Regions from separate parts of the Homo sapiens genome. Here region 1 is linked to region 2. The links are chromatin loops, found by intact Hi-C in ENCODE. Cell type or tissue: ascending aorta. All regions are shown on one strand. Each heading gives the region's core, and the rest is flanking DNA. Links, peaks and the distances in the headings are about the cores only.

Evidence for each region. Peaks named below come from ENCODE experiments on the same cell type or tissue, not always from the same donor. Only the 100,000 strongest peaks of a DNase experiment are listed, where the experiment ranks them.
Region 1: it touches region 2 in a loop (8-fold over the local background); 4 of 110 quality-filtered maps call a loop at or near these places.

Annotation. Positions count from the first base shown.
Region 1 is chr6:31,937,086-31,951,789 of GRCh38, forward strand. It overlaps C2 (complement C2), which reads left to right. Exons shown (of 18, transcript NM_000063.6): 8 at 234-374; 9 at 2,146-2,235; 10 at 5,874-6,014; 11 at 6,140-6,234; 12 at 6,331-6,442; 13 at 6,559-6,724; 14 at 6,832-6,908; 15 at 7,050-7,141; 16 at 7,642-7,768; 17 at 7,895-7,944; 18 at 8,093-8,587. The coding sequence ends at 8,272. It overlaps CFB (complement factor B), which reads left to right and starts at 9,010. Exons shown (of 18, transcript NM_001710.6): 1 at 9,010-9,200; 2 at 9,288-9,521; 3 at 9,922-10,107; 4 at 10,263-10,436; 5 at 10,657-10,758; 6 at 10,860-10,996; 7 at 11,289-11,427; 8 at 11,745-11,876; 9 at 12,158-12,259; 10 at 12,335-12,472; 11 at 12,965-13,062; 12 at 13,201-13,318; 13 at 13,534-13,687; 14 at 13,783-13,859; 3 more. The coding sequence starts at 9,137. It overlaps C2-AS1 (C2 antisense RNA 1), which reads right to left and starts at 4,639. Exons shown (of 3, transcript NR_104191.1): 1 at 4,100-4,639. RefSeq lists an enhancer at 10,241-10,740. In ascending aorta, for the core only: no CTCF peak of the experiment used is centred there; DNase peaks (open chromatin) are centred at 8,223, 8,476 and 8,866; H3K4me3 peaks cover 1,695 bases; H3K27ac peaks cover 2,511 bases.
Region 2 is chr6:31,718,785-31,734,018 of GRCh38, forward strand. MPIG6B (megakaryocyte and platelet inhibitory receptor G6b) reads left to right here and starts at 4,589. Exons shown (of 6, transcript NM_138272.3): 1 at 4,589-4,660; 2 at 4,855-5,202; 3 at 5,358-5,448; 4 at 5,803-5,843; 5 at 5,981-6,060; 6 at 6,186-7,930. The coding sequence starts at 4,600. The coding sequence ends at 6,290. It overlaps DDAH2 (DDAH family member 2, ADMA-independent), which reads right to left and starts at 10,515. Exons shown (of 6, transcript NM_001303007.2): 1 at 10,081-10,515; 2 at 9,862-9,961; 3 at 9,667-9,740; 4 at 9,389-9,508; 5 at 8,759-8,908; 6 at 8,256-8,569. The coding sequence starts at 10,377. The coding sequence ends at 8,453. It overlaps CLIC1 (chloride intracellular channel 1), which reads right to left. Exons shown (of 6, transcript NM_001288.6): 3 at 15,052-15,177; 4 at 14,782-14,888; 5 at 13,433-13,614; 6 at 11,815-12,219. The coding sequence ends at 12,058. It overlaps LY6G6C (lymphocyte antigen 6 family member G6C), which reads right to left and starts at 2,962. Exons shown (of 3, transcript NM_025261.3): 1 at 2,844-2,962; 2 at 1,309-1,419; 3 at 1-526. The coding sequence starts at 2,895. The coding sequence ends at 312. RefSeq lists an enhancer at 15,054-15,234. In ascending aorta, for the core only: a CTCF peak has its summit at 10,726; DNase peaks (open chromatin) are centred at 8,863, 9,740, 11,067 and 11,527; H3K4me3 peaks cover 3,684 bases; H3K27ac peaks cover 5,665 bases.

The DNA of each region.
Region 1 (14,704 bases), core at 5,427-13,426, 220 kb after region 2:
GTAATCCCAGCTACTTGGGAGACTGAGGCATGAGAATCACTTGAACTGGGGAGGTGGAGGTTGCAGTCAGCCAAGATCACGCCACTATACTCTAGCCTGGGTGGCAGAGCGAGACTCTCTCAAAAAAAAAAAAAAAATTGCATTTCCAATAATTGGGGGAATAGAGTGATTCCCTACCCCTAGGTGGTAGGTGGGAAGTTTCTAAGAGAGTCCTTCCTTTTGGCATATTCCAGATCATGAAAATGGAACTGGGACTAACACCTATGCGGCCTTAAACAGTGTCTATCTCATGATGAACAACCAAATGCGACTCCTCGGCATGGAAACGATGGCCTGGCAGGAAATCCGACATGCCATCATCCTTCTGACAGATGGTGGGTATCATGGTCTCTGAGTGTGTCTGGAATAGTGGAAGGGGCACCAATATGGGGTCAGAAGCCCTGAATTCTGATTCTCCCTCTGCCTGCCACTTTGGGCCCCAGTTTTGTTTTTGTTTTTAGAGATGGGGCCTTGCTATGTTGCCCAGCTGATCTCAAACTCCTGGCTTCAAGCAATCCTCCTGCCTCAGCCTCCCAAAGTGCTGGGATTACAGGCATGAGCCACCACACCTGGCCCAGTTTCTTATTTATAAAATAGGGCCAGTGTGGTGGCTTATGCCTGTAGTCCCAGCACTTTGGGAGGCCAAAGCGGGTGGATCACTTGAGGTTAGGAGTTTGAGATCAGACTGGCTAACATGGTGAAACCCCGTCTCTACTAAAAATACAAAACCATTAGCTGGGTGTGGTGGCAGGCGCCTGTAATCCCAGCTACTTGGGAGGCTGAGGCAGGAGAATTGCTTGAACCTGGGAGGCAGAGGTTGCAGTGAGCCAAGATCATGCCACTGCACTCCAGCCTGGGTGACAGACCAAGATCCTACCTTGTCTCAAAATAAAATAAATAAATAAATAGAATTAGTGTTGATGATGATGACCGTAACCACAATGACAGCAATGATGATCATGATGGCTGTCCTCCTTTCCTTACACAATTTTTATGGAAAGCTATTTAAGTTGCCTGTGTGAAAGTGCTCTGTGTTAGCTCTTGTTACCATCTGGGAGGTAACTTGGAGATAGATGAGGAAACGTGGCTCTTGAGCAGGAATGTCGAAGGGCACGGATGCAAGGAACAGTCTGTAGTGGATCTGGCCTTGTCATTTGCCTCTTGCTATTGTCCAAATTACACAGTTCCTCCAGGACTTAGTATATAAAATGAGGATACCCACTCTACCTGGGGTTTCATGAGAATTAAATGAGTTAAAGTATAGGAAGCACCTGGCCTGGTGCCTGGAATGTAGAACATTTCAGTAAAAGTGTGTATATATATATATGTATGTATATATATATATATGTATACATACATATATATATATATATATTTATTTTTTTGAGACAGGGTCTCACTCTATTGCCCAGGCTGGACTACAGTGGTGCGATCTCGGCTCACTGCAACCTCTGCCTCCCAGGCTGAAGCAATTCTCGTGCCTCAGCCTCCAGAGTAGCTGGGACTACAGGCATGTGTCACCATGCCTGGCTAATTTTTATTTTTATTTTTTGAGATGGAGTTTCACTCTTGTTGCCCAGGCTGGAGTGCAATGGCGCGATTTCGGCTCACCGCAACCTCCGCCTCCCAGGTTCAAGCGATTCTCCTGCCTCCTGAGTAGCTGGGATTACAGGCATGTGCCACCACACCCGGCTAATTTTGTATATTTAGTAGAGGTGCGGTTTCTCCATGTTGGTCAAGCTGGTCTCAAACTCCCAACCTCAGGTGATCCACCTGCCTTGGCCTCCCAAAGTGCTGGGATTACAGGCATGAGCCACCATGCCCGGCCACACCTGGCTAATTTTTTGTGGTTTTAGTAGAGACAGGGTTTCACCATGTTGCCCAGGCTGGTCTGGAACTCCTGAGCTCAGGCAATCCGCCTTCTTCGGTCTCCCAAAGTGCTAGGATTACAGGTGTGAGCCACCATGCCCAGCCTAAAAGTATATTTTGAAGCTCTCACAGGCAATGTAAATGTTGAGGTTCCCAGGCTAAATGCTTTCCTACTCTTCCAGGGCCTGGGGAAATCCTGATATTACCTAGAAGAATTCTTTATTCTCTTTGTTCTAGGAAAGTCCAATATGGGTGGCTCTCCCAAGACAGCTGTTGACCATATCAGAGAGATCCTGAACATCAACCAGAAGAGGAATGACTATCTGGGTGAGCCCCTGCCACTGCCACCACATTTGTTCTGCTCCTGCAGAGGTCATGAGATCTTCAGCCAGGGATCCCAGCATCTTAGCTATGGTCCAGAGCCACATGGTTTTATTTCTGCGTTGTTCTGTACAAAGGCAACTCATGTTGAAGAGCCTGGGGTCAAACTACTGCCCATGGTCTCAACCTTACCTTCTTTTTTTTTTTTTTTTTTTTTAAGACAGTGTCTCACTGACACTCAGAGTATATTCCTGGAAAGATGTCCACCCATGCCGGCCCAGAAGCTGGTCCAGAAAGTAACGATGTCCACCATGCCACCATGAAGTGCAGTGGTGCAATCATAGCTTACTGCAGCCTCAAATTCCTGGTTTCAAGTGATCCCCTCAACTCAGCTTCCCAAAGTGGTAGGATTACAGGTATGAGCCACTATGCTCAGCCCGTCTTCACAAATTTTTTAAAATTAATTTTTAAATTTTTTTTGAGACAGAATCTTGCCGTGTTGCCCAGGCTGGAGTGCAGTGACTCGATCTCAACTCACTGCAACCTCCACGTCCTGGCTTCAAATGATTCTCCTGCCTCAGCCTCCAGAGTAGCTGGGATTACAGGTGTGTGCCACCATGCCCGGCTCATTTTTGCATTTTTAATAGAGACAGAGTTTCACCATGTTGGCAGTCTGGTGTCAAACCCCTGGCCTCAAGTGATCCGCCTGCCTTGGTCTCCCAAGGTGCTGGGATTACAGATAGGCGTGAGCCACTGTGCCTGGCCAATTTTTAATTTTTTAATTATTATTTTTAATCAACAGCTTTAGACAGAGAACCTTGGTTTCATCTTCAGTGGGCTGTGGCCATGGGCAGTTTCTTCATCTGCAAAAGGGGAGTAGTACTAGGACCCAGCTCACAAGCTGACAGGGGAAGATGCTCAGACAAACACTGCCTGCCTGGCATAGAAAAATGCCCAGCATATGTTAGCCATGACCACGACCGTCGTCGTTATCATCATCATCATCATCATAGCATCTCATGTTTCAGGAAACTTTCCAGGAAGAAGGGACCTCGATTCCCTCTGGGGAATGTCCCTGGTGGTTGCTCTTTCAGCAGCACAGCTGGCTAACTAAGGCTTTGGCAGTTGCAGCCTCTAAAGGAAAAATTCCTCAGGTTCAGACTAAACACAAATTGCACTGACCTTTGATCAGAAAGTAATTTCAGAGAGAGAGATGCTCAGACAGGGAGGGCAGCTGGTTTTGAGCCCCAACCTTTCATCTTCCCCTTAGCTCCTCTCCTTTCCATTCACACTGCCCCCTCCCCCATCACCTGGCCCTCGGGGGTAAGCTGATTCCTCTTTAAAACTCTGGCCCAAGGAAGACAAAATTTAAAGCCCACTCCCTTCCTCCTTAGCATCACTGGACCAAGGTCAAATGCTACAAAAACATTTTATTGAAAATAAGCAGGAAACCAAACGAAAATAGTCAAAGAAAACGCACAAGGCACGATCGTTGTCTAGCTCCAACTGTAACTGTTTCTATCTGGGCCATTGCCAGATTGCCTCCTGGCTGAAGATCTCTTGGTCCACCTAAGCACCTTGCTTTTTACACACAACGCGGGGCTCTCTGAGAACAAAAATGGGCCACAAGGGGTGCAAAGGCTGGGAGAGGAGTAGACTCTGTGGTCTGTCTGAGGGCAGTTCTGACTGGCACCACAGTCGGAGGACAGGCGCGGCCTGTTGTGTGGGTCCAGGGCCTCCAGTGGGAAAACGTGGCTTTAGGCCCTTCTCCCAGATGCTACCTTTTACAGAGGAAGACCAGATCTGAGGTTTAGTTTCCATGTTGTGTTCTGAGTTCTTTCTATTCATTCAGTCATTTAAAAGTACTTACCAAACTACCACAAACCTGGGTGGCTTAGAACACAGAATTTCTTTTTCTTACAGTTCTGGAGGTTAGAAGTCTGAAATCAAGGTGTTGGCAGGGCCGTGCTTCCTCAGAAGGCTCTTGGGAAGAATTCTTTCCTGCCTTTTCCGGCTGCCGGCAGCTCCAACCTTGGCTTGCGGCAGCATAAACCCATTCTCTGCCTCTGTCTTCAACTCGCCTTCTTTTCTGTGTGTGCCTCTGTGTCATTACATGCTGTTCTCTTATATAGATAGGAGACCCACTACCTGTGTCTTTGTGTCCAAATTCCTTTCTTCTTTTTCTGTTCATTTGTTTGAGACAGAGTCTCGCTCTGTCACCCAGAAGCCCAGGCTGCAGTGCAGTGGCGGGATCCCGGCTCACTGTAACCTCTGCCTCCTGGGTTCAGGTGATTCTCGTGCCTCAGTCTCCCAAGAAGCTGGGATTACAGGCATGTGCCACCATGCCCGGCAAATTTTTGTATTTTTAGTAGAGACATGGTCTCGCCATGTTGGCTAGGCTGGTCTTAAACTCCTGGCCTCAAGGCGATCTGCCTGCCTTCGCCTCAAAAAAACTGCCGGGATTACAGGCATGAGTCACCACCATGCCCAGCCAGTTCACTTTTTTTTTTTTTTTTTTTTTTGAGATGGAGTCTTGCTCTGTTGCCCAGGCTGGAGTGCAGTGGTGCAATCTCGGCTCACTGCAACATCCGCCTCCCGGTTCAAGCGATTCTCCTGCCTCAGCCTCCTGAGTAGCTGGGATTACAGGTGTGTGCCAGCATGTCTGGCTAATTTTTGTATTTTTAGTAGAGACAGGGTTTCACCATGTTGGTCAGGCTGGTCTTGAATTCCTGACCTCGTGATCTGCCCGCCTCAGCCTCCCAGAGTGCTGGGATTACAGGTGTGAGCCACCGTGCCCGGCTCACCTCTTCTTTTTTTTTTTTTGAGACGGGGTTTTGCTCTTGTTGCCCAGGCTGGAGTGCAATGGCGCGATCTTGGCTCACCACAACCACCGCCTCCTGGTGATTACAGGTGTGAGCCACCACGCCTGGCTCTGGCTTACCTCTTCTTATAAGGACCTCAGTCATTGGATTAGAGCTCACCCTAATCTAGTATGACTTAATCTTAACTTGATTACATCTGCAAAGACCCTTTTTCCAAATAAAGTCACAGATACTGGGGATTAGGACTCGAACACATCTTTCTGGGGGACACAATTCCACCATTACAGGGAATAAACAGGATAAGAAAACCATAGAACCCAGCAGGTGGTAGGTGACACAAGCTAAGGGGTGTTGCCATGTTGCCCAGGCTGGTCTCAAACTTCTGGCTTCAAGGGATCCTCCCACCTTGCCTCCCAAAGTGGGGATGAAAGTTTGTCTGGGGCATTGCAGTTTTAGACAGGAAGACCAGGGAAGGCCTCACTGAGAAGGTGACATTTGAGCCAAGACTTAAAAAGGTACGAAAGTGAGCCATGTGGAAGTCTGGGGGGGAGGAGTGAACTAGGCAGAGGCACAGCTGGGCAAAGGGCCTGAGGTGTGACCATGCCTATGGATTTGAGGAACTTCAAAGAGGCTGTGTGCTGCAGGAGAGTGAAGGGCAGGGAGTGGCAGGAAATGAAGGCAGACAGGTAGCAGTGGGGAGGACGCAGGGGTCCAGCTCATGTAGGTCTTGATTGGACACAGTGAGTTTCAGATGACAGCCTCCTGTCTCATGGGGTAGCCCCAAAGCCACAGGAGTCTGGTGATTTCCCTCTTCCCCACCAGACATCTATGCCATCGGGGTGGGCAAGCTGGATGTGGACTGGAGAGAACTGAATGAGCTAGGGTCCAAGAAGGATGGTGAGAGGCATGCCTTCATTCTGCAGGACACAAAGGCTCTGCACCAGGTCTTTGAACATATGCTGGGTGAGTGAGCTTTGCCCTCCTTGGTGTGGGGAGGATGGTGAGGAGCCCGCCAGAGGCCCGTGTTGGGAACCTGGACACAGTGCCCCTCACTTGCCTCCTTCCCCATCTGATCCTCACACCCACAGATGTCTCCAAGCTCACAGACACCATCTGCGGGGTGGGGAACATGTCAGCAAACGCCTCTGACCAGGAGAGGACACCCTGGCATGTCACTATTAAGGTACCAGGAAGGAGGGGCAGGGCTTGGATTCCAGAGGTAAAAGCGGCCATGGGCCAGACATACTGCAATCTCTGAAAATCACCTGTTCCCCTGCAGCCCAAGAGCCAAGAGACCTGCCGGGGGGCCCTCATCTCCGACCAATGGGTCCTGACAGCAGCTCATTGCTTCCGCGATGGCAACGACCACTCCCTGTGGAGGGTCAATGTGGGTAAGGCAGGGGATGCACCAGCCTCCTGATCCTGAAGCCACAGATCCTACCACCTCACCCAGCCTCTGGCCCCTGCAGGAGCCCTGGTCTAGCCTAATCTAGTGTATCATTTCCAGGAGACCCCAAATCCCAGTGGGGCAAAGAATTCCTTATTGAGAAGGCGGTGATCTCCCCAGGGTTTGATGTCTTTGCCAAAAAGAACCAGGGAATCCTGGAGTTCTATGGTGATGACATAGCTCTGCTGAAGCTGGCCCAGAAAGTAAAGATGTCCACCCATGCCAGGTGCCTGGAGTCTGGGATGGGAGGGTGCCCTGCAGGGAAGAGTGCTCTGGAGATCCCTGGAAGAGATACTGGGGACAGGCTGGTGTGACCCTTGCTCTTCTCCCCAGGCCCATCTGCCTTCCCTGCACGATGGAGGCCAATCTGGCTCTGCGGAGACCTCAAGGCAGCACCTGTAGGGACCATGGTGAGTGCTGGGACTTATGGTGCTTGAGAGCTGGGGCCGGGGTTTGGGGGTGATAACAAGGACTAGGCTGCAGTCCCCAAGCCAGGAACCTGGATTCTGGGTAAAAGGACCAGCACCAACATCCCCTTCTCTTGACTATAGAGAATGAACTGCTGAACAAACAGAGTGTTCCTGCTCATTTTGTCGCCTTGAATGGGAGCAAACTGAACATTAACCTTAAGATGGGAGTGGAGGTGAGGGTCTCAGGTTGGGGATGCTGGGATCCCCCTGTGACAGCTCCCAGAATGTCTCTCTTCCTTCTCCAGGTCTGGCTGCTTTCTCTCTCTGACGCGGGTCACCCCTCCTCCCAAGCCTCACAAACCTGCTAGGTGTCCCTGGGTCTGCTTATTCTTTTTTTGTTGTTATTGAGATGGAGTCTTGCTCTGTCTCCCAGGCTGGAGTGCAGTGGCACGACCTCAGCTCACTGCAACTTCTGCCTCCTGGGTTCAAGCGATTCTCCTACTTCAGCCTCCCGAGTAGCTGAGATTACAGGTGCCCACCACCACACCAGCTAATTTTTGTATTTTTAGTAGAGACGGGATTTCGCCATGTTGGCCAGGATGGTCTTGAACTCCTGACCTCAAGTGATCTGCCTGCCTCAACCTCCCAAAGTGCTGAGATTACAGGCGTGAGCCACTGCACCCACCCGGGTCTGCTTATTCTACCCTTCTCTCTGGTTCCACCCCTGCTGCAGTGGACAAGCTGTGCCGAGGTTGTCTCCCAAGAAAAAACCATGTTCCCCAACTTGACAGATGTCAGGGAGGTGGTGACAGACCAGTTCCTATGCAGTGGGACCCAGGAGGATGAGAGTCCCTGCAAGGGTGAGTCCCTCACCATGCCTGGATTCCCAAGGGGAAGGCCACCTGTGTCTCTGTGGCCAGCATGCATGCCAGAACACCAGTCCACTGCCCTAGATGACACTGTCTCCTGTCACCCTTTGCTGGCAGGAGAATCTGGGGGAGCAGTTTTCCTTGAGCGGAGATTCAGGTTTTTTCAGGTGAGAAGGTAGAAGCTTGCAGGACCCAGGGGTTACAGGATCTCAGCCTTGTTGGGGGGATGAGGGAGGCCTTTGAGGGATCTAGGGAGGTTGGGGCTTACAGTTGGGGCTGTGGCAGCCTCCCAGCCAGTTCTCTCCTTTTCTCCAGGTGGGTCTGGTGAGCTGGGGTCTTTACAACCCCTGCCTTGGCTCTGCTGACAAAAACTCCCGCAAAAGGGCCCCTCGTAGCAAGGTCCCGCCGCCACGAGACTTTCACATCAATCTCTTCCGCATGCAGCCCTGGCTGAGGCAGCACCTGGGGGATGTCCTGAATTTTTTACCCCTCTAGCCATGGCCACTGAGCCCTCTGCTGCCCTGCCAGAATCTGCCGCCCCTCCATCTTCTACCTCTGAATGGCCACCCTTAGACCCTGTGATCCATCCTCTCTCCTAGCTGAGTAAATCCGGGTCTCTAGGATGCCAGAGGCAGCGCACACAAGCTGGGAAATCCTCAGGGCTCCTACCAGCAGGACTGCCTCGCTGCCCCACCTCCCGCTCCTTGGCCTGTCCCCAGATTCCTTCCCTGGTTGACTTGACTCATGCTTGTTTCACTTTCACATGGAATTTCCCAGTTATGAAATTAATAAAAATCAATGGTTTCCACATCTCTCAGTGCCTCTATCTGGAGGCCAGGTAGGGCTGGCCTTGGGGGAGGGGGAGGCCAGAATGACTCCAAGAGCTACAGGAAGGCAGGTCAGAGACCCCACTGGACAAACAGTGGCTGGACTCTGCACCATAACACACAATCAACAGGGGAGTGAGCTGGATCCTTATTTCTGGTCCCTAAGTGGGTGGTTTGGGCTTACTGGGGAGGAGCTAAGGCCGGAGAGGAGGTACTGAAGGGGAGAGTCCTGGACCTTTGGCAGCAAAGGGTGGGACTTCTGCAGTTTCTGTTTCCTTGACTGGCAGCTCAGCGGGGCCCTCCCGCTTGGATGTTCCGGGAAAGTGATGTGGGTAGGACAGGCGGGGCGAGCCGCAGGTGCCAGAACACAGATTGTATAAAAGGCTGGGGGCTGGTGGGGAGCAGGGGAAGGGAATGTGACCAGGTCTAGGTCTGGAGTTTCAGCTTGGACACTGAGCCAAGCAGACAAGCAAAGCAAGCCAGGACACACCATCCTGCCCCAGGCCCAGCTTCTCTCCTGCCTTCCAACGCCATGGGGAGCAATCTCAGCCCCCAACTCTGCCTGATGCCCTTTATCTTGGGCCTCTTGTCTGGAGGTAAGCGAGGGTAACCTTCCCTTCCTGCTGTCTCCAGCATCCCTCCTTGGCCTTTTGGGGCCAGGCTTCATCAGCCTTTCTCTTCAGGTGTGACCACCACTCCATGGTCTTTGGCCCGGCCCCAGGGATCCTGCTCTCTGGAGGGGGTAGAGATCAAAGGCGGCTCCTTCCGACTTCTCCAAGAGGGCCAGGCACTGGAGTACGTGTGTCCTTCTGGCTTCTACCCGTACCCTGTGCAGACACGTACCTGCAGATCTACGGGGTCCTGGAGCACCCTGAAGACTCAAGACCAAAAGACTGTCAGGAAGGCAGAGTGCAGAGGTTTGAGGGCAATGAGTGTGGGCAGTGGCCTAAGGCAGAAACAGGGCAGGCGGCAGCAAGGTCAGGACTAGGATGAGACTAGGCAGGGTGACAAGGTGGGCTGACCGGGAGTAGGAGCAGTTTTAGGGTGGCAGGCGGAAAGGGGGCAAGAAAAAGCGGAGTTAACCCTTACTAAGCATTTACCCTGGGCTTCCAGGCAGCCCTGGAAGTCAAGAGAACACTCAGAAATGGGGAGGGAGAAGCAGTGGAAATCCATATGGGTTGAGGAGTAGGTAAGATGCTGCTTCTGCGGGACTGGGAATGCGCTGTTTCTCAGTGACATGGTCTCCGAGACCAGGAGGGATACACCTAAGGCAGCCTTTCCCTCTTGATGACTTCTACTTGTCCCCCCTTCTCAAAGCAATCCACTGTCCAAGACCACACGACTTCGAGAACGGGGAATACTGGCCCCGGTCTCCCTACTACAATGTGAGTGATGAGATCTCTTTCCACTGCTATGACGGTTACACTCTCCGGGGCTCTGCCAATCGCACCTGCCAAGTGAATGGCCGATGGAGTGGGCAGACAGCGATCTGTGACAACGGAGGTGAGAAGCATCCCCTCCCCCTACATTGCTGTCTCCCTGACGGCGCCCAGCCCGAGGAGTGGGCACTCGGCTCCGGACACTGTAACTCTTGCTCTCTACCTTGCTCACGGGGCCTCAGGCTTCAGTGCTTACCTCGATGTCTCATACCTCTGCAGCGGGGTACTGCTCCAACCCGGGCATCCCCATTGGCACAAGGAAGGTGGGCAGCCAGTACCGCCTTGAAGACAGCGTCACCTACCACTGCAGCCGGGGGCTTACCCTGCGTGGCTCCCAGCGGCGAACGTGTCAGGAAGGTGGCTCTTGGAGCGGGACGGAGCCTTCCTGCCAAGGTGACCTTTGACCTGTACCCCCAGGTCAGATCCTGGTCTTCCATCCTACTGTCTTCTCTCCCCACCTCAACCCTGCTCTTTCCTCACTTTGTTTAAACCTCCCTGTACAACTATCTCACTTCTGAGCCTTTTATACCCTGGAAACCCATGATCCCCCGTCTCTTTGGTCACTGTATCCCTGACACTCCCAGACATTTGACCTCATTTCTGACTCTCCCAGACTCCTTCATGTACGACACCCCTCAAGAGGTGGCCGAAGCTTTCCTGTCTTCCCTGACAGAGACCATAGAAGGAGTCGATGCTGAGGATGGGCACGGCCCAGGTTTGAAGACAGAGAAGGGAGGCAGGGCAGGGAACTGGGGGAAAATGGAGAAGGGACAGAACTGTTAATGCTGGAGCCTGAGCCACTCTCCTGGCACCCAGGGGAACAACAGAAGCGGAAGATCGTCCTGGACCCTTCAGGCTCCATGAACATCTACCTGGTGCTAGATGGATCAGACAGCATTGGGGCCAGCAACTTCACAGGAGCCAAAAAGTGTCTAGTCAACTTAATTGAGAAGGTGGAATCCTCCTATCCCTGAACTCGGGGGAATGGAATCTCGCTGATCTTCCAGGACTAGCTCCCTGATCATTCCAGCCCCTCTGAACAACAGGGCCCCAGGAAAATCTCCAGGTCCTATTCTGTCCTCCTTCCCTTTTACTTGAAGCAGTTTCTTGACTGGTAATTCCTCCATGAACCTCAGCCCTTGAGCCTCTTACTGAGAGCCTCCCTGTCCCAGCAAAGTCGCTGAAATCTCCCAATCACAGTATTCTATTTTCAATGCCATGGCGCCTTGTTCTCCTCACCCACAGGTGGCAAGTTATGGTGTGAAGCCAAGATATGGTCTAGTGACATATGCCACATACCCCAAAATTTGGGTCAAAGTGTCTGAAGCAGACAGCAGTAATGCAGACTGGGTCACGAAGCAGCTCAATGAAATCAATTATGAAGGTCAGAGGTTAGGGAATGGTGGGAGGTTCACTTTGGGGTCAGGAGGTTCAGGGTGGAGGGGGTCATGAGACTACCTTGAGGGCGACAGGGAGGACCACTTTGTAGTCAAAAGTTGAACAGCAGGATCGTTGGGCAATGGAGGTTAGTGGGAACCTGTTGGGGGCTGGAAGGGCCACTTTGTGGTCAAAGGGAAGTCCGTGTAATGATGATTAACTTAAAAAGTTGAAAGATGTGGGATTTCAGTTGCAGATTGGTCTCTGGGGTTAAAAGATGGCTTGGAAGACCAGGTGAGGTGATGGTCTCTTCCCTCTCCACAGACCACAAGTTGAAGTCAGGGACTAACACCAAGAAGGCCCTCCAGGCAGTGTACAGCATGATGAGCTGGCCAGATGACGTCCCTCCTGAAGGCTGGAACCGCACCCGCCATGTCATCATCCTCATGACTGATGGTCAGAAGGGACCTCTCTCCTGTCCCAGCCTCCCCACCTTCTCAGACCAGCATGTGGCCCTTAAGTCCACTTGTAACACTATACCCATGGTTGGGGCCCTGAATGTGACTCATAGCTGGCTGTTCATCTCTCCTGTGACCCTTCATAAGGAATTCTTCCTAAGCCCTGTGATCAACTATCTCTAACCCTTCCTCAACTTGCTCACCCTGCCATGTGTATCCCTGCCTTTAGCCAGTTTATCTTCCTTATCTCCTACCCTCATGGTCCTGTCTCTTCTGCAGGATTGCACAACATGGGCGGGGACCCAATTACTGTCATTGATGAGATCCGGGACTTGCTATACATTGGCAAGGATCGCAAAAACCCAAGGGAGGATTATCTGGGTGAGTAACCTGCCTAGGACCCAGCACCCCACTTCCTCAGGGCTTGGACCCTCATCCTTCCTTTTTATCCCTCAGATGTCTATGTGTTTGGGGTCGGGCCTTTGGTGAACCAAGTGAACATCAATGCTTTGGCTTCCAAGAAAGACAATGAGCAACATGTGTTCAAAGTCAAGGATATGGAAAACCTGGAAGATGTTTTCTACCAAATGATCGGTAGGGAGATACAAGGGAATAAAGAACACAACTCTCCTCAGGTTCCCCTGAAGTAATTCATTCTTCCTCTACACCTGAAGCTCTAGTTGCCTGGAAAGCCTTCTTCATTCCTCCTTCTCTACCTCAGTGTCACTATTCTTGTTTCCTGGCACTGTTCACTTAACCTTAGAATCACAGAGCTCTGAGCACTTCAGAGATCTTTCTATAGTCCTACATTTGACACGTGGAAACAGAAGCCAAAGGAGGTCAAGGGACAGCAAGTTAGCAACAAGGGTGGGCTTGAAAACAGCCAGGCCTCTGACAGCTTGATCCCAAGTTCTTTCCCTTTTCAGTCCACCATAGCAGTTTTCTCCTAACACGAGGAAACAAATACCCGTGGTCTTTCCCTTTCTCCTTTTGGGCCTTTGCTCCCCATAGACTCCTACCCAAAAGGCTGCTGCCATTTGGGAATGAAGTGTTCCGAGTTTTCAGCACATTCTCCTTCTCTGCCAGATGAAAGCCAGTCTCTGAGTCTCTGTGGCATGGTTTGGGAACACAGGAAGGGTACCGATTACCACAAGCAACCATGGCAGGCCAAGATCTCAGTCATTGTAAGCACAGAATCCCAGTAGTGGGGACTTGGGGGAGGTGAGGTCAAGGTGAAATGGGAGTAGGGGAAGGAAAAAATGGCCATAAGAGATGGTGGTTTGTGAAAGTTGAGCTTTCCCTCTCTACTGTTGTGTCCCCAGCGCCCTTCAAAGGGACACGAGAGCTGTATGGGGGCTGTGGTGTCTGAGTACTTTGTGCTGACAGCAGCACATTGTTTCACTGTGGATGACAAGGAACACTCAATCAAGGTCAGCGTAGGTAAGGATGCAACTGAAGGTCCTGGGCTGCACCTATGCTCTCCAGGCAACACCTCCCACTTTCTACAGATCCTACACTCCACCCATCCTCAATGCAGCCCCATTCCTTGCACCCCAGACCAGTCAGGGATGGGGGAAGACGTGAAGTTAGGAATGACACGGGGCCAGAGGCAGGAAGCTGCCCACAAAGAGGTGGTACCTACTCTCCTACTTCAGGAGGGGAGAAGCGGGACCTGGAGATAGAAGTAGTCCTATTTCACCCCAACTACAACATTAATGGGAAAAAAGAAGCAGGAATTCCTGAATTTTATGACTATGACGTTGCCCTGATCAAGCTCAAGAATAAGCTGAAATATGGCCAGACTATCAGGTGAGAGCGTCCAGATCCCTGAGGAAAGGCTGGGAAAGGCTGGAGGACTGGGGTGAGGAGCAGGCCTGGTTTGCTGTTCTCCTTGTCCTTTATAGGCCCATTTGTCTCCCCTGCACCGAGGGAACAACTCGAGCTTTGAGGCTTCCTCCAACTACCACTTGCCAGCAACAAAGTAAGACATACTTGGCAAGAGGATAAGGATGAGATCCCAAGAGACAAGTGGGGCATGAGAGGGAGGTGCAATAGGAAGAGATGATGCCTGGCCCAGAACCTAGCTCTAGAAGGGCTTAGGGGACATCTACTGAGTGACAAAGGCAATGGGGAGATGACAGTGGTGGGAGCAGCTGAAGTGACGCAGTCTATTCGTCCAGAGGAAGAGCTGCTCCCTGCACAGGATATCAAAGCTCTGTTTGTGTCTGAGGAGGAGAAAAAGCTGACTCGGAAGGAGGTCTACATCAAGAATGGGGATAAGGTGAGAAACGGGCATCCTAAGGAGGCACTCTAGGCCCCAATCCTTCCTAAGCCACTTCTGTTCATTACTTCTCCATGCTTCCCACCTCCCCTACAGAAAGGCAGCTGTGAGAGAGATGCTCAATATGCCCCAGGCTATGACAAAGTCAAGGACATCTCAGAGGTGGTCACCCCTCGGTTCCTTTGTACTGGAGGAGTGAGTCCCTATGCTGACCCCAATACTTGCAGAGGTGAGAGAATGCTCTTTGGTTGTGCTACAAGTGCCCAAGGCCCAACAGTCCTTTTCTCTACAGCTTCTCCTCTCCTTGCAGGTGATTCTGGCGGCCCCTTGATAGTTCACAAGAGAAGTCGTTTCATTCAAGTGAGTCCTCCCTTTCCTATCTGGGGAGATGCCAAGTGGTCAGCATGGGCCCCAAAGCAGGAAAGCTCAATGCATGTGGCTAGTAATTCGAGGTAGGCAGAGCCTGCCTCACCTTAGGACCGCATGTCTTGCCTGCGTGTGTCAAGAACGAGGCTGAGCTGGGTCCCTAGTCTGATTCCTTTAGG
Region 2 (15,234 bases), core at 6,866-14,865:
CACAGAAGCCCCATTTCAGGCCCAGATCCCAATCCCTCCTCAAGTAGGGGACAGCAGAGTATAGGAAGCAAAGTGGGGAGCCCTTCTAGGAGCCAATGGAGGTCCTGGAAGGAAGTGGGAAGGGACCCAGAAAAAGGAGAGTGAAGGGTGTGAGGTGGGAAGGATGGATGAGGAGACCACTCGGAACAGTGTTTAATTAAAGAAATGGGAGCTAGGGAGAGACGATTCTGTAAAGCCAGGGGATACAGAGACACAGGGAGAGAGGCTCAGGCCAAGGCAGGTGGGAGGAGGGGCAGCCAATGGAATGAGTCTCAGTGCAGCAGCCAGAGGCCAAGGCCAGCCAAGGAGGTAAGGAAGACAAGGCCCAGGGCTGGAGTGGGCCGGGGTCCTGCGCTGTTGCAGTTGTCCTTGTTGCAGCAGGTGGTGTTATATGTCAGACCCAGCTTGCGGTTGGTTTGGTTGAAGGCCTCCTGACAGGGCTCTTCTGGTGTGCCACAGCGCAGATTGGAGAAAACCCACATCTTACCTAGGGGTGGGAATGGGCAGGGAATCGGCCAGGATGGGCACCTGGCATGCCTGTGTCCACCTCCCCACCCCATCCACCCACCTAGGCTTCCTTCCTTCCCAACTCTGTCCCTGGCCCTCCCCTTCTCTTTTCTTAGTCTGATCTTCCTTCTGCACATCCTTACCCACCACTCCCCCAGTCCTGGTTCTATCACTTGCTGGCCATGGACCTGTTACTGTCTCTGTTTTTTGTTTTTTTGTTTTTTCCAAGACAGAGTCTCACTCTCGCCCAGGCTGGAGTGCAGTGGTGCCATCTCAGCTCACTGCAACCTCCGCCTCCCAGGTTCAAGCGATTCTCCTGCCTCAGCCTCCCGAGTAGCTGGGATTACAGGCGCCCACTACCATGCCTGGCTAATTTTTGTATATTTAGTAGAAATGGGGTTTCACCATGTTGGCCAGGCTGGTCTTGAACTCCTGACCTCAAGTGATCCAACCACCTTGGCCTCCCAAAGTGCTGGGATTACAGGCATGAGCCACCATGCCCGGCTGTGTTACTGTCTCTTTTTGAGGCCGTTTTCTCAGTATAATAATAGCACCCACATCACAGGGTTGTCATGAACATTAATTGAAAAAAAGGCATGCAAAGACATAGGATGTTGCCTGGCACACAACCATCTTTGGCCAAATATTATCATTGCTATAATCCTCTGCTTCTCCATCTCAGTCTTAGACCCATTTGGGCCTCAGTCCTGGTCATAGAGGCTCCCACCTCCCTGTTCACCCCACTAAGGAAGGGGATGTTACCAAGGTATGCATGTGTTGTCAGGCATTGCTGTCCTGGCTCCAGGCGGCAGGACTGCCGGTCCACACAGCCCAGCACAGGGACCTTGTAGCAGGAGTGACAGCGAATGTCAGCTGGGAAGACACAAGTCAGGCTGAGGTGATGGGGTCTCTGACTTACCTGGGGATAAGCTGAGCTGGGGGCAGGGGTGGAGGGTGGAGAAGAGCCCATCCCGTAGGTGCTCCAACCTGTTTGGCTGTTTGGTCTAGCAAGCACAGAGCAGGTGAGTGATGCAGGGAAAATGGAAAGTGGGCGGCAGGTAAGGGTAGAGCTGTTGCTTTGTGAAAGGCCCACGCCCTACATATCTTCCATCACTCCACCCCGTTTGGAGGTGAGTCAAGAGGGACAGAACTATGAAGAAAAACATGGGGCTGGAGATAGATGGAATGTGAGGAAGATACCATGGGGAAAGAATGTGGATGGTGAAGGAGGAGATGGAAACTTGAAAGAAGGAGAAATAATAAAAATGAAAATCATGAGGGTTACAACACTGTCAGAAATGCCTTGGAACTTGAGGCTGGCGAGAAAGCCATCTGTGGCCAGCTTTAGCAATTTACAATTTACTCTTCACCTCCTGGAGCTGGCAAGAGTGTGGCAAGAGGAACCAGACCTGAATAGAATCCTCTCACCCCAGTAGCTCTTCAGCAGAAAGGAATGATACCTGAGAGACAGATCACCAGATTCCATCTTAGCACCTTATCAAAATGGAGAGGGTGGATACAGAAGGTGGCACCCCAAGTTTCCTGCTTCAGTTAATTCAAGGTTTGGGCAGGCAAGATTTGGTGACGCAGGGTCCGAGGGTGGAAGAGCCTGGTAAGTGTACCTCAGTGAAATCCACTTCACCCTGGAGGTAAGTGGCCCAGTTGTCCCCTCTTCAGAAGGCTCAAGAAAACGCTCTGTTTCCATGGAGGCTCTTAGATGTCACTGCAACCATCTAGAAAGTTTGTATCCCCTGTATGGGAGGAGGTATGCAACCCAGGAGGGGAGTAGGGGGTATCTAGGAAAGGCCATGGCTGAGAGACTGAACATGTGAGTCCCTGATGGAGTAGATGGGGAGGGTAGGTTACAAAAGGAGCCTGGGGCTGGATGCCTAGGTCTTCGAGAGGACACCTTACTGAGCACAGCAGATAGAGGAGAAGGCAGGTAAGCTAGACTCTGGAGAGTTGCATATTGAAGTGGGGCTGGTTGGGGAACTGGATACCAGAGTTTCCAAGGAGGAGACACCTTGGAGTGGGGAACAGGGGACCCAGAGCCCTGGCAGGTGAGAGAAATGGGTCTTTCTTGGAGGTGGGGAGGATGGATGGAGACCTGGCTTTTTGAGAAATAGAGCAAGGAGGCTGTCATAGGGAAGCCTGGTCTTGGTGGCACAGGAGAGCTGAGCCAGTTGGGGCTGGGGGTGTTGGGATCCCGAGTGGTGGGTAGGGCCGGGAAGTGGGTAGAGCAGGGTGTAAAGGTCCTGACCAGGCAAACCAGGTCTTTGGGGCCCCCAGGTGCTCACCTGAGACCCAGCAGAGCAGAACAGACAGGGTGAGCAGCATAAGGGCTTTCATGGCGAGGGTCCTGAGAATGGTGGCAACCACAGCAGCTGATAGAGTAGATTTTCAAGGATCCAGCTCTAGGAGTTGAGTGGCCTTTTTGGAATTTATAAACCCAAAGGCTCCTCCCTTCCCTGCCTCTGGTAGCCCCTCCCTTCTCACTTACTACGCAGCTGACCAGAGAAAAGACAAGGGGTGGGAAGGCACTGAGCAGGACTGAGTGGGGAGTAGGGATGGGAGAGAGGGATGGGGGAAGGCAGGTGCCACTAGTGGCCAATGCCATTGTGGTTCTTGGTTTCAGGCCAAGATGCCCTTCCTGGTCCCCAGCTAAGAGTCCTGCTGCTCAGTCCTCTGAATGAGCATCATCAAAGGCCTCTGTGATTTACAGTGTCCATGGTGGCAGCTTCTGCTGGTTCCTGGAAAATGGACAAAAGGATGTGGCCCAAATTAATTGCTGAATTTGGGTCCCTGGGTCCCTGCTGGGCATTGATAGGGGCATGCTGGTGGAAATTGGGGGAGGAATGGGTCAAATTAATCTCCATTCAGCCCCCACTCGGTCTTTCCAATGCCTGCTCAGCAATAAGTGACTCACTGATGGCTTCTGTGATGCCACAGCAGCAGAGGCAGGGGCTGGGGCTACTCATCCAGGAGAGCCACCACAGGTCTGCTAAGTAGGGCTGCCTCAGGCTCCCATGAAGGTTCTCAGGATGTCACCCGTGCTCCACTTGCGCTTGGTGTGGCCTTGTTGCTCCAGTCCAGCAGCAGCAATTGTCCTAGGTGTGGCTGTGTGCACCTGCTCCAAAGCACCTCCCCAGTCAAAACCTGCCAACTTGGGCAGGGTACCAAGCCAGGAGGAACAGCATGGGCACAGAGAGGTGAGGTAGAAGCTAAAATAAGAATAGAAATAGTAGGCCGGGTGTGGTGGCTCACACCTGTAATCTCAGCACTTTGGGAGGCCGAGGTGGGTGGATCACAAGGTCAAGAGATCGAGACCATCCTGGCCAACATGGTGAAACCCCATCTCTACTGAAAATACAAAAATTAGTCAGGTGTGGTGGCATGCACCTGTAGTTCCAGCTACTCAGGAGGCTGAGACAGGAGACTCACTTGAATCCAGGAGCCGGAGGCTGCAGTGAGTCGAGATTGCACTCCAGCCTGGCCACAGAGCAAGACTCTGACTCAAAAAAAAAAAAAAAAAAAAGAATAGAAATAGTAATAATAATGGCAAGCACTTACATAGTGATCCTATGTATTCTAAGCAGTTTACATGTATTACTTTATTTCGTTATCACAATCCCCTACAAAACAGGAGTTTTTTTTGTTGTTGTTTTTGAGACAGGGTCTGGCTGGCTCTGTCGCCCAGGCTGGAGTGCAATGGCCTGATCACAGTTCACTGCAACCTCGACCTCCTGAGCTCAAGCGATCCTCCCTCCTCAGCCTCCTAAGTAGCTGGGATTACAGGCGCACCTGAAAAGTTAAGCAGGCCAAAGCATTTGTGTAAATGGCCCGAGCACACATTTTAAGTGAGAACCATTTGAAGACTCCGAGTTTGCCTGCGAGGATTCCCAAAGGGATCTGGGCAGCTGGTGGCCCCGCCCCCTCTCTTATCGGAGCCCCCCAGCCCCTCCGTTCTCCCCACGCCTAACTTCCCTCCGGTCCCCCCCCAACCGGCCCCACGCCGCTGATTCGCTCGCAGCTTCTCCTCACCACATCCTAACCATGGCTGTGTTTCTGCAGCTGCTACCGCTGCTGCTCTCGAGGGCCCAAGGGAACCCTGGGGGTAAGCGATCCCTGGGAGAGTTGTGATAGACGCAGAGGGGCTGAAGCAAGATAAGGGCCGCCTAGTAGGGTGGGTTGTGTGTGGGAAGATCCAGGATGGCTGGAGTGCAGAACAGAGAAGAGAAAGAGGAGACGGGATGGAGGGTCGTCTTGCCCTGTGGACGTGCCCTAACCACAGCCTCCGGCCTCTCCTAGCTTCTCTGGACGGCCGCCCTGGGGACCGGGTGAATCTCTCCTGCGGAGGAGTCTCTCATCCCATCCGCTGGGTCTGGGCACCCAGCTTCCCGGCCTGCAAGGGCCTGTCCAAAGGACGCCGACCGATCCTGTGGGCCTCTTCGAGCGGGACCCCCACCGTGCCTCCCCTCCAGCCTTTCGTCGGCCGCCTACGCTCCCTGGACTCTGGTATCCGGCGGCTGGAGCTCCTCTTGAGCGCGGGGGACTCGGGCACTTTTTTCTGCAAGGGCCGCCACGAGGACGAGAGCCGTACAGTGCTTCACGTGCTGGGGGACAGGACCTATTGCAAGGCCCCCGGGCCTACCCATGGTAGGTGCAGGCCTGTGCGCACAAGGGTACTTAACTCCGACACATACCCGGAGGAGGGAAGAGGGCCTTGGCTGGGGGTTCTTGAGCGGGACTGCTGGCTGTCCCTCGTCAAACCCCTGACCTCAGCATCCCTCCCCGCCACGCCTTTCCCCCAGGGTCCGTGTATCCCCAGCTCCTGATCCCGCTGCTGGGCGCTGGGTTGGTGCTCGGACTGGGAGCTTTGGGCCTGGTCTGGTGGCTGCACAGGTGAGCAGGAGGGACCCGGCCTCGTTAAATGGGGAGTGACCAGAGGTGGAAGGGGCAGGACCAGAACCTTCGCAAAAGAAAGAGCTAGACCTAGAGCTCTGGTCCTGGCTTGGCGAAGAATGGGAGAGGTCAAAGGTGGGAGCGAGGCCGCTGACTGGTGAGTAGAGCCCCACCAGAGCAGATGAGCTGGAAGTGCAGCAGAGTTAGAGCCTGGGCTGGACTGTCGGTGGGGTAGAGTCTAAGTTGTTTCCGGTCTGAGCCTTCAAGTTGCTGGGCTGTCCTTGGCGTGGCGAGTCCCAGGAGAACCAGTGAGACAAGACTGGTGGTTCTCAAAGACTCATATGTCCCTTACAGGCGCCTGCCCCCGCAACCGATTCGACCACTCCCTAGATTTGGTGAGACTAATTCCACCCCATTTTCTTTCTCCTACATGCCCACTCCCCACCCCTCAATTCCTGAGTCTGAGCCCTTGCTGGGAGCAGACACGTTGGTCACCTTCTCTCCATCCTTCAGCTCTGTCCCCCCCACATAGCTCCACTTGTGAAAACCGAGCCCCAGAGGCCAGTAAAGGAGGAAGAGCCCAAGATTCCAGGGGACCTGGACCAGGAACCGGTAAGGGCATGGGGATGGGAAGGGGATAGCCAGAATCTCTGAGGAAAATGGACCAAAAAAAAAAAGGCCTGAACCCCAAGGAAGACTGTGGAGACCATCTTGTCTTCCTCCCCTTCCTCCTCCAGAGCCTGCTCTATGCGGATCTGGACCATCTAGCCCTCAGCAGGCCCCGCCGGCTGTCCACAGCGGACCCTGCTGATGCCTCCACCATCTATGCAGTTGTAGTTTGAAGGGAAGCCCTTACTCCAAACCTCCCAAGCTAGGGGATCCCAGCTCCCCATAATCCCTCTCCCCTCCTTGGTTCCTCACCTGGAAGAGGAAGGCACCATGGTATAGAAATAAGTGCTAGACTGGGAGTTGGGAGACCTGGGTTCCAGGCTGTCTCTGCCACTGGTCTTACTTCTAAACTTACTCCCATCTCTCCTATAACCTCCATGTCTCCCTCACCACCAGTGTCCTCTCTATACCCAATCAAGCCCTAGCTCCTTTTTTTTTTTTTTTTGAGACGGAGTCTCGCTCTGTTGCCCAGGCTGGAGTGCAGTGACACCATCTCCCTCACTGCAAGCTCCGCCTGCCGGGTTCACACCATTCTCCTGCCTCAGGCTCCTGAGTAGCTGGGACTACAGGCGCCCGCCACCACGCCCAGCTAATTTTTTGTATTTTTAGTAGAGACGGGGTTTCACTGTGTTAGCCAGGATGGTCTTGATCTGCTAACCTCGTGATCCACCCGCCCCGGCCTCCCAAAGTGCTAGGATTACAGGTGTGAGCCACCGCGCCCGGCCTGATTCTTTAAGCTGTTTTTCTTTGTTGCTGGTGTTTTCTTTTTGGACTCCTCTTCCTTGCTCCATATCCCTACAGTATTTCCCACCATTCTAGGTTTGTCCCTTTCTCTTCTTCTGGGACACTCTCATCAACAGTCAGTCCTCAGCCCCCTCCTCTGCAAATGACACTCAGAACTCTCTCTGGCTCAGATCTCAGATTTGGGATTAACAAACTTCCACTTAGACATTCTGCCTGACTGACCTCAGGCATTTCGCACTCTGAATGTCAAACCCAACTCATTGTCATCTCTGAAGCTGCTCACTTAATTCTCCTCTGTATTCTCTTTAACAACCCAGTTGCCCAACCCAGAAACTGGGAGTCACGCAGACCTCCTTTCTCTCTTACTCCCACACAATGAGCCATGAAGTCCAGTCTTTCTATCTTAACATCACTGTCAAACCCACACTGTATTCCATGCCCAGCGCTGCCACGTGAATGTACTCTGCTCACTTCCTTCCTGGATTACCCATAGCCCCACCTCATCCTCCTACCCTTGCTTTCCTCCCTGAAGTCAGAGAGATCCTACTCAAGAGATAACTGCTCCTGACAGCCCTTATTACAGAACTGAAGTACTCTCCTTAGCTTCAGCTCTGTGCCCACGTGCCTTGGCTTTGGATACAAGGTACTACAGCACTTTGTCCACTCTCCAGGCTTACCTGTGTCATTCCACATGCACATCTTAGAAAATGCCAGCCTTAGAGAATTCTCCCTAGCCCCAAAATGTCTTTGCCCAGTGCAATTCCTTCTTCCTGTATTACCCCTTTCCCTCCTTCACACTATCTGCCTGGCTAATTCTTATTTATCCTTAGTTCAAGTATGGCCTTTTCTGGGAAGGTGACCCTCCTTGGCCACCCCTTGCATATACTTTGATGCCCTAGGGCGCACCCCCTTTATTTCCCTCATAGAAACAGCCTTCTGTAAATTGTTCCATGACAACCTGTATTTCAATTTGTAAGAAATTTGCATGTACTGTGAGCTCCCCAACGTCAGGAGACTGACCCTTTTGATATCATTGCTAAGCCTCATTAAATGAATGAATGAAAATGAATGTCCCTGGAAGTGTCATTTCTTTTTCTTTATCAAATAGGGGTGGACTGGTAATCTACCAGTCTCTGAATCATCTAACATTTAGATAAATTCAGTGAGCAATCCACCCATACACTCTTTTCTCTGCCCTGGACACACTTCCCATGATAGAAATTCTGTCTTGTTCATCTTGTGCTCAAGTACCTATGACATGGTTGGGCAATGAGTTGATAAGTACCTAACAAGATTTTTGAATAAGAGGCCTTCTTCCCTGCACTGACCCCAAACTCAGGTTTCAGCCCTGCCCTATCCCTTTGCCCCAGTAAGACACCAGTCACAGCCCAGTCTAAAAGGTCAATTCTATTTTATTGGTTCTGAGAGGGAGGATTCACCCAGTGGATCCTTTTCCCTACACTCTCCCCTCCCCCAATATTGAGGCTCTCTCCCAACTACTGCCTATTCAGCATTCTCTATCTAACCCTCCTTCCCCTTCTACTTCCTATACTATCCTACCCCTGGCCAGCAGTACCCCAAGGCCAGGCCCTCAGCTGTGGGGGCGTGTGCTGAGCACCAAGCAGAGGGAGCTGAGCCCGGCGCCAGCCTTCTCCAGTTCTGAGCAGGACACAGGTACCAGGGTGACATCAGAGAGCTTCTGCAGTGCCTGCACAGGGAAGACATGGAGTGGGGAGAGGGGAGTGAGACCTCAGGCTGAGCCAGGCCACTCTTCCAGCCAGCTCAGAGTGGCCCCACCCAGGCTTCTAGAGAAGGTACCCTTCCTTCCTCCCACTAGGAAAGCCTGAAACTCTTTTCTCTGATGGTGCTTGGTGTTGGAGTTCCTGCCCTCTCTCACCTCCTGGCTGTTGGGCAGATCCCCACCTCCACGGTGCAGGAGGAAAGGGGGCACACCAGGCAACCCAGGACGAAGAAAGAGACAGTCAGCAGCTGCGTCATCTGGGAGGGTCAGGGAGGCATATGGGTGATCTGTCAGCACTGCCATTGCCTAGAGGAAAGAGGAAGTGTTCGAGTCTCAGAACCTCTCCACAGCTGTGTCTGCCTGCTCAACCACCACTAAGGGCTGGGGACGGACTGACATTTGTGGAAAATAATGACAGCAAGCACATAGAGCTTACGATATGTCAGACACTAAGTACTTTAGTTACCTTTGCTAATTTCCACCTTGGAATCACATGCAGTTATTTTCAACCCCCTACCTTCCCCAGCCCCTCCTATCTGTCCTACCCATCCTTAGAGTCACAGTTTAGGTGCCACCTTTGGGGTTTCCTGAAACTCCGGAAGAGCAAATTAATCACCCCTGTTCCCAGTCCTGCTGTTGTAACTTCTTATTTTCTCCTGTGTTCTTTCATGTAAGATGGACAGCCCATTGAGGGCAGGGGTTAGGGCTAATTTCCTAAGCCTCCCAGCTCCCGGCCTCCCGGGCCCAGAACTGCGCCCACTTTCGTTGGCCCCGCCCCCTCCTCACCCGGACAGCCTTTTGGGCAGCGTCGCTGCTGCCTGCCACAACAGTGCGAGGTCCCCCCATGCCGCAGAGACCGCGCAGGTGGGAGGGACCCGAGACTGGCACAGTGGAGACGGCGAAGTCCTAGGGAGAGCGAAGGGAGGTATTCAGGGGCGCGGGAGGGGTGATGGGGTATCTTCAAACATAGGCTGCTCTCTGCCTCTCATTTCCTCAGCGGGCGCCCAGGCCCTTCCGACCCCCACCTGCACCCCCTCCCTCCCTAGGCTGGTCCCGCTCCGCACCCGGAACGTGTCCGCCACGATCTCAGCTCCTCGGTGATTGGTCCATTTGGAGAGGCCTACGAAAAACTCCCGGCCTGAGTCCGGGAGGCCGCGGAGGTTTGAGGGCGGGAGTGAGTTAGAAACAAGGCTCCAGACGGCCGAGTCTCCCAAACTCTACTTCCCTGTGCCAAGACCTATGCCTCCCCCCAGCCTCACCGGTGAAGAGAACGTCAGTGCCATCCAGCGTCGCGTTCTCGTCTCCTATTTCCACAATTCGGAGCCCCAGGTCTTGCAGGGCTTTGCGGACTCCATCGACCTTAGGATAGGAGAAGAGGGCACGGAGCTGTGACACCCCCATCCTCAATTCTTCCCCAAAGCCCCGACATCCAGTTCCTTCTGCCTTTCCCCATACCACACCCGCGCCACGGCGCTCACCTCTGGCCTACGAGCGGGGCTCCAGGGCCGCGTGATTAGGGCCGTGTCCCCTTGGATCACGGCCGTGTCGCCAAGCAGCGGTCCCAGCGGCAATGACTCCTCAGGTGGCAGTTCTAGCAGCTGTAGCCCCAGTCGTTGCCTCAGTTTACCTCCCAGCACCCCGTGCTCCCTTTGAGCTTTGGCCAGATCCAGAGCGGGAAGGCCAGCCCCCGCACCTTCCCCCGACGCCAGGCTCTCTGGGACTCCCCGGATCAGGGCATGGGAGCAGCGGCCCAGCCCCTCCCCCGGCGTCCCCATCCCATCCACACAGACTCCCCCTCCAACCGCTCGGATTTCTTAGTTTTCTTGTTTCTTCACCTGTCTGGGAGAAGAAACAGAAAAGGAGGAGACAGAGAAAAAGACATGCAGACAAGGGCGTTGGGGGTGGTTAAGAGCGCCCAGGTCTTCCTCCTGCCATCTCTAGGCGTCCCTCCCACTCCGCCCCACCCACTCCAGACCTTCCGCTCCTGTCGACCTCACTCTACCCAGCACCCTCAGGGGTCAGATTCTTTAAGAGGAGCCTGAGGAACAAGGCTAGGGTCTCTAATCTCCAAAACACCTGTTGCCCCTGCTTGGGGGCTTGTGAGGTCCCTGTCGGGCGCCCCTCTTGGCAGCCACTAGGATGCGCTCACTCCCCAAAAATGCAGCAGCCCCGCCCCCTTAACCCTCAGCTGCTCGCTACCGCAGGGACTGGAAGTCCAGCCCGCGACCCGCAGGGGTTATGGGACAGAAGGAGAAAGCTGGAGAGGCAGGGGCTGGGGAATGGAAGTCCTGAATACCCGAACGAGAAGGGAGAGAGGTGGGTAGGAAGGGAGGAGTTCGAGCCTAAGGAGTTAAGCATCCTCTCTCCGCCCTGGCTGGTCACGCTGCCCCTAGCGCGACCTAGTATAAACCAGACCGAGTCCCGAAGGACTGGGAGAGGTCTAAAACGAAATGCGAGGGGCGGGGTAACAGGGGGCGTGGTTCCGGGGCGCTGGCACTACTCCCGGCTCCAGGACCCGGTTCCCCGTCTATGTCCCAAAGTCCACCCCGCCTAGCTCCGCGCCCAAATACCGGCTCCCCATACTCTCTGTCTGGTGCAGGCATGGGCCCGGCACCCCCAAACTCCGGCCCCCACACGGTTCAGGGCCCCCCACGCAAGACTCACCTCCAGCGGCCACCCCCACTCCTGTCGCGCTGTGATCTCGGCTGGGGCCCCACCCCCCGAGGACAGAGTTGGTGGAGAAGGGAGTCCCCGTCTTCAAGCCTCGGGGACTGGGAGCTCTGGCTTTTAGCGCGGGTCCTTGTGTAGGCGAGCTCATATACTACGATGGGGCAGGGGCGCGACGGTCTGGCGGCTCCGGGGCATTGTCTAAGCGGGACGGGGCGGGGCTTCTTCGGGCCACGCCCATTCCGCCCTGCTAAGCCTCGCCCATTACATCCAGACTGCGCCCCCCTTGCCAGAAATCGGCACCGCCCAGCGAGCGCTGCCCAGGCCCACCCAGATCTGGCCGGCCCTGGCGACGGGGCTGCAAACGCTTCGTAGACCTCAGAACAGCGCAACGGCGGACCGGCGGACCGGCACGAAACATAGCAGCCCCACCACAAACATTTCCCTTCTTAATTCCTGGCTTCTGCCCTGAGCTCAAGATCACTGACCCACCCCTCATTCCATGTCGCCCACACTTTAAATCCCCATTGCGTAAAAACACTTGATTTTTATTCTGTATTTTATTACTGAAATATGTTGTCCTACTCATCCCACCCCACAATAAAAATCTGACCCAGGCCCCCCATTTCTTTCCCTCATCCCCTCTTCCACCACACCATCCCGGAACAAGTGCTCCAGGATTCCCTGCCCACTGGCCATTTTGGAGTGTGTCCATTGGGTAGCAATGTGGAAACCACCAGGGCCTTTGTGGAGAAAATGGAGGGGGTTGAGGGAGTCCCAGGAGGGGCTTATTTGAGGGCCTTTGCCACTTGCTCATAGGCGAGCTCGATCTCCTCATCATCTGGACAGGTGGAAGCGAATTCTTCCCGGGCGTAGGCATTGCTCAAGTACCGATGCACTCCCCGGAAGGCCTCGGGGATGGTGAATCCCCGGTACTTCTTACACACCACCTGAGGATGGGGAGAGGAGAGGGACCAACATGTTAGACCCAGGGAAGCCACCTTGGCTTTCCCTTCTCCCCAGGCCGACATGATAAAACCAGCTCAACTCCTCACTGTCTTGTACTGTCGTTAGCCTTCCTTCTCACTTACTGAAATCCTGGCTTTTAATAACCAGCCATTTTTCCTGAGTTTTTAAAACTTGAGATATAATTTACTTATAAAATTCTCCTCTTGAATTTCCACAGTGACTTTTTCCCCCTATACCACTTCAGGCACTGACACAGGTGACTTTTGTCTCTATATTTTTCATCAGACTTTTTTTTTTTTGAGATGGAGTCTTGCTGTCACCCAGGCTGGAGTGCAATGGCGCGATCTTGGCTCACTGCAACCTCCGCCTCCCGGGTTCAAGTGATTCTCCTGCCTCAGCCTCCCAAATAGCTGTGATTACAGGTGCCCACCACCATGTGCGGCTAATTTTTGTAATTTTAGTAGAGATGGGGTTTCACCATGTTGGCCAGGCTGGTCTCGAACTCCTAACCTCAGGTGGTCCACCAGCCTTGGCCGCCCAAAGTGTTGGGATTATAGGCGTGAGCCACCACGCCCGGCCCATCTGACTTTTCATCATATATTCTTAACTTTCATGTGAATATTTTATTGTCTCAGATTTCAACCCTTTGAGAGCAAGGCCCAGTCACCATACACTTGTGTATCTTTCAATGCTTAGTACACAGATGTTCACTACATAGTTGTGTGGCAGACTGATGTCAGGCCCATGTTGCACAAACTAAACCATAGCTTTGAGACTATGACAAAAACATGGGAACCAGCAGTTTTGATCTTCCACAAGAGGAAGTGAAGACTGAAGTTATAAAGAAAGTTAAAGCTTTGACTTTAGGAAAAGCCTGCTCTGTCTAATCTGGGAATTTGGCAGTGATACCGAGACAGGAAGAGCATTCTTCAAAAGTAATACTGGGATGTATTCCTCTTTGCTAGTCTGTTTGCACCCATGACTTACATCATGGAATATAATTATCTCAAGCAGTGGTCTTGTTAGCAATGACTGCTGCAAAGGACTGGGGTGGGGTCTGCCATTGGTAGCAATTTATGAAAACCACCCTAAGAAAGAAATCGTCTTTAGAGTGGTTGTCAGGGGAAGCCCATGTGGGAGCTCCTTAAAGGGCCACTCCAGTGGTCATCCTCTCCTCCCGCAATAACCACACACCTGTACTATGTGTAACTTTGGCAACAGGTTGCAGTCAGCCAGGGTGAGCTCGTTGCCATCCAAAAACTTCCTCTGAGAGACACCTTCATCTTCAGCACTGGTTTCATCCACTTCTTCTGGGAGGGGGGATGTTAAGTAATTGTCTAAAACCTTCAGGGCTTTCAGGAGTCCCTTCTCCAGATCTGTGCAAGAGAGGGAACTGATTAGAACTTCAGGAAAAGATTGACATAGTCCGAAAAGGCCCGTTGGGGGTGGATACTAATGGTGAGTCCAAAATAATAATAGCTAACACTCATGTAGTTACTTTTCTATGTGTTATTCTAAGCACTTTACATTTTATTTTATGTTAGACGGAGTCTTGCTCCGTTGCCCAGGCTGGAGTGCAGTGGCATGATCCCGGCTCACTGCAACCTCTGCCTCCTAGATTCAAATGATTCTCCTGCCTCAGCCTCCTGAGTAGCTGGGATTACAGGTGCCTGCCACCACAACTGGCTAATTTTTGTATTTTTTTCAGTAGAGACCAGTCATGTTGGCCAGGCTGGTCTCCAACTCCTAACCTCAGGTGGTGCGCTAGCCTCGGCCTCCCAAAGTGAACACTTTACATTTTACAAACTCATTTATATCGCCGGGTGCAGTGGCTCACTCCTGTAATCCCAGCACTTTGGGAGGCCGAGGCAGGTGGATCACCTGAGGTCGGGAGTTCAAGACCAGCCTGGCCAACATGGTGAAACCCTGTCTCTACTAAAAATACAAAAATTAGCTGGGCGTGGTGATGCACGTCTGTAATCCCAGCTACTCAGGAGGCTGAGGCAGGAGAATTGCTTGAACCCGGCAGGCAGAGGTTGCAGTGAGCTGATTGCACCACTGCACTCCAGCCTGGGCGACAGAACGAGACTCCATCTCAAAAAAAAAGAAAAAAAAAAATTTATATCAACCCATGAAATAGGTATTGTCATCCTAATTTTGTGGATCTGGAAATGGACTTACAGAGAGGTGAAATGATTGCTCAAAATTATACGGCTAGTTGGATTTGTACTCAGGTAGTCTGGATCTAGAGTGATGACTGTTCTTAAGCATGACCCTATTCTGCCAGAAAACAGGCCAGCAGCCAACTAACGTCCTCAGTGGGGCAGAAGAGGCTAGGGAACAAATGAGAAAAGCTTAAAAGTCTTGGCCAATGAAAATGCAGGGAAATATAGAGGTAAAGCAAAAATGGGAAGCTGGGGGAAATTTACGAACATCTGCTTCATCTCCCTGATATCTGAACGTCCAGGTGCCCCTAATGTCTCCTACCCGCTGGGTCCTCTCTATTCCTCCCAGGACCCAGGCCTCTGACCCACAAGACTCACTGTCATTGAGTGCTGGGTTTGAATTCTTGATGTAGGCAGAAAATTTGGCAAATATGTCCAGCCCAGCTGTGTTGGACTCAGGGTTCAGAGCTGCCAGCTTGGGGTACCTGAAAGCCAATGGGAAAAATGAGGTAAGATGTCTTCCTGGGAGGAACCTCAGCTAGCTCTCCTGCCCCAGCCCCACCACCATCTCTGTTTTCCATTTCTGCAAACTGTCTGTTTCCCAGAATCTCCCTGCTCCACCTCTCCACTTTCTGAGTGCCCCTATACCTGGGAGGGCACAGCACTGCCTCCAGAAATTCCTCAATCTTGTTGGTGTCTGTGTGCACTTCAGTGCCATACAGCAGGAATGGGAGCTGCCCCCCTGGGCACAGCTTCTGCACTGTCTCGGTCCGCCTGGAGAAAGGATCAGGAATCAGGACTGGAAATGGGGGTCAGGAAGAACCAGAAAGG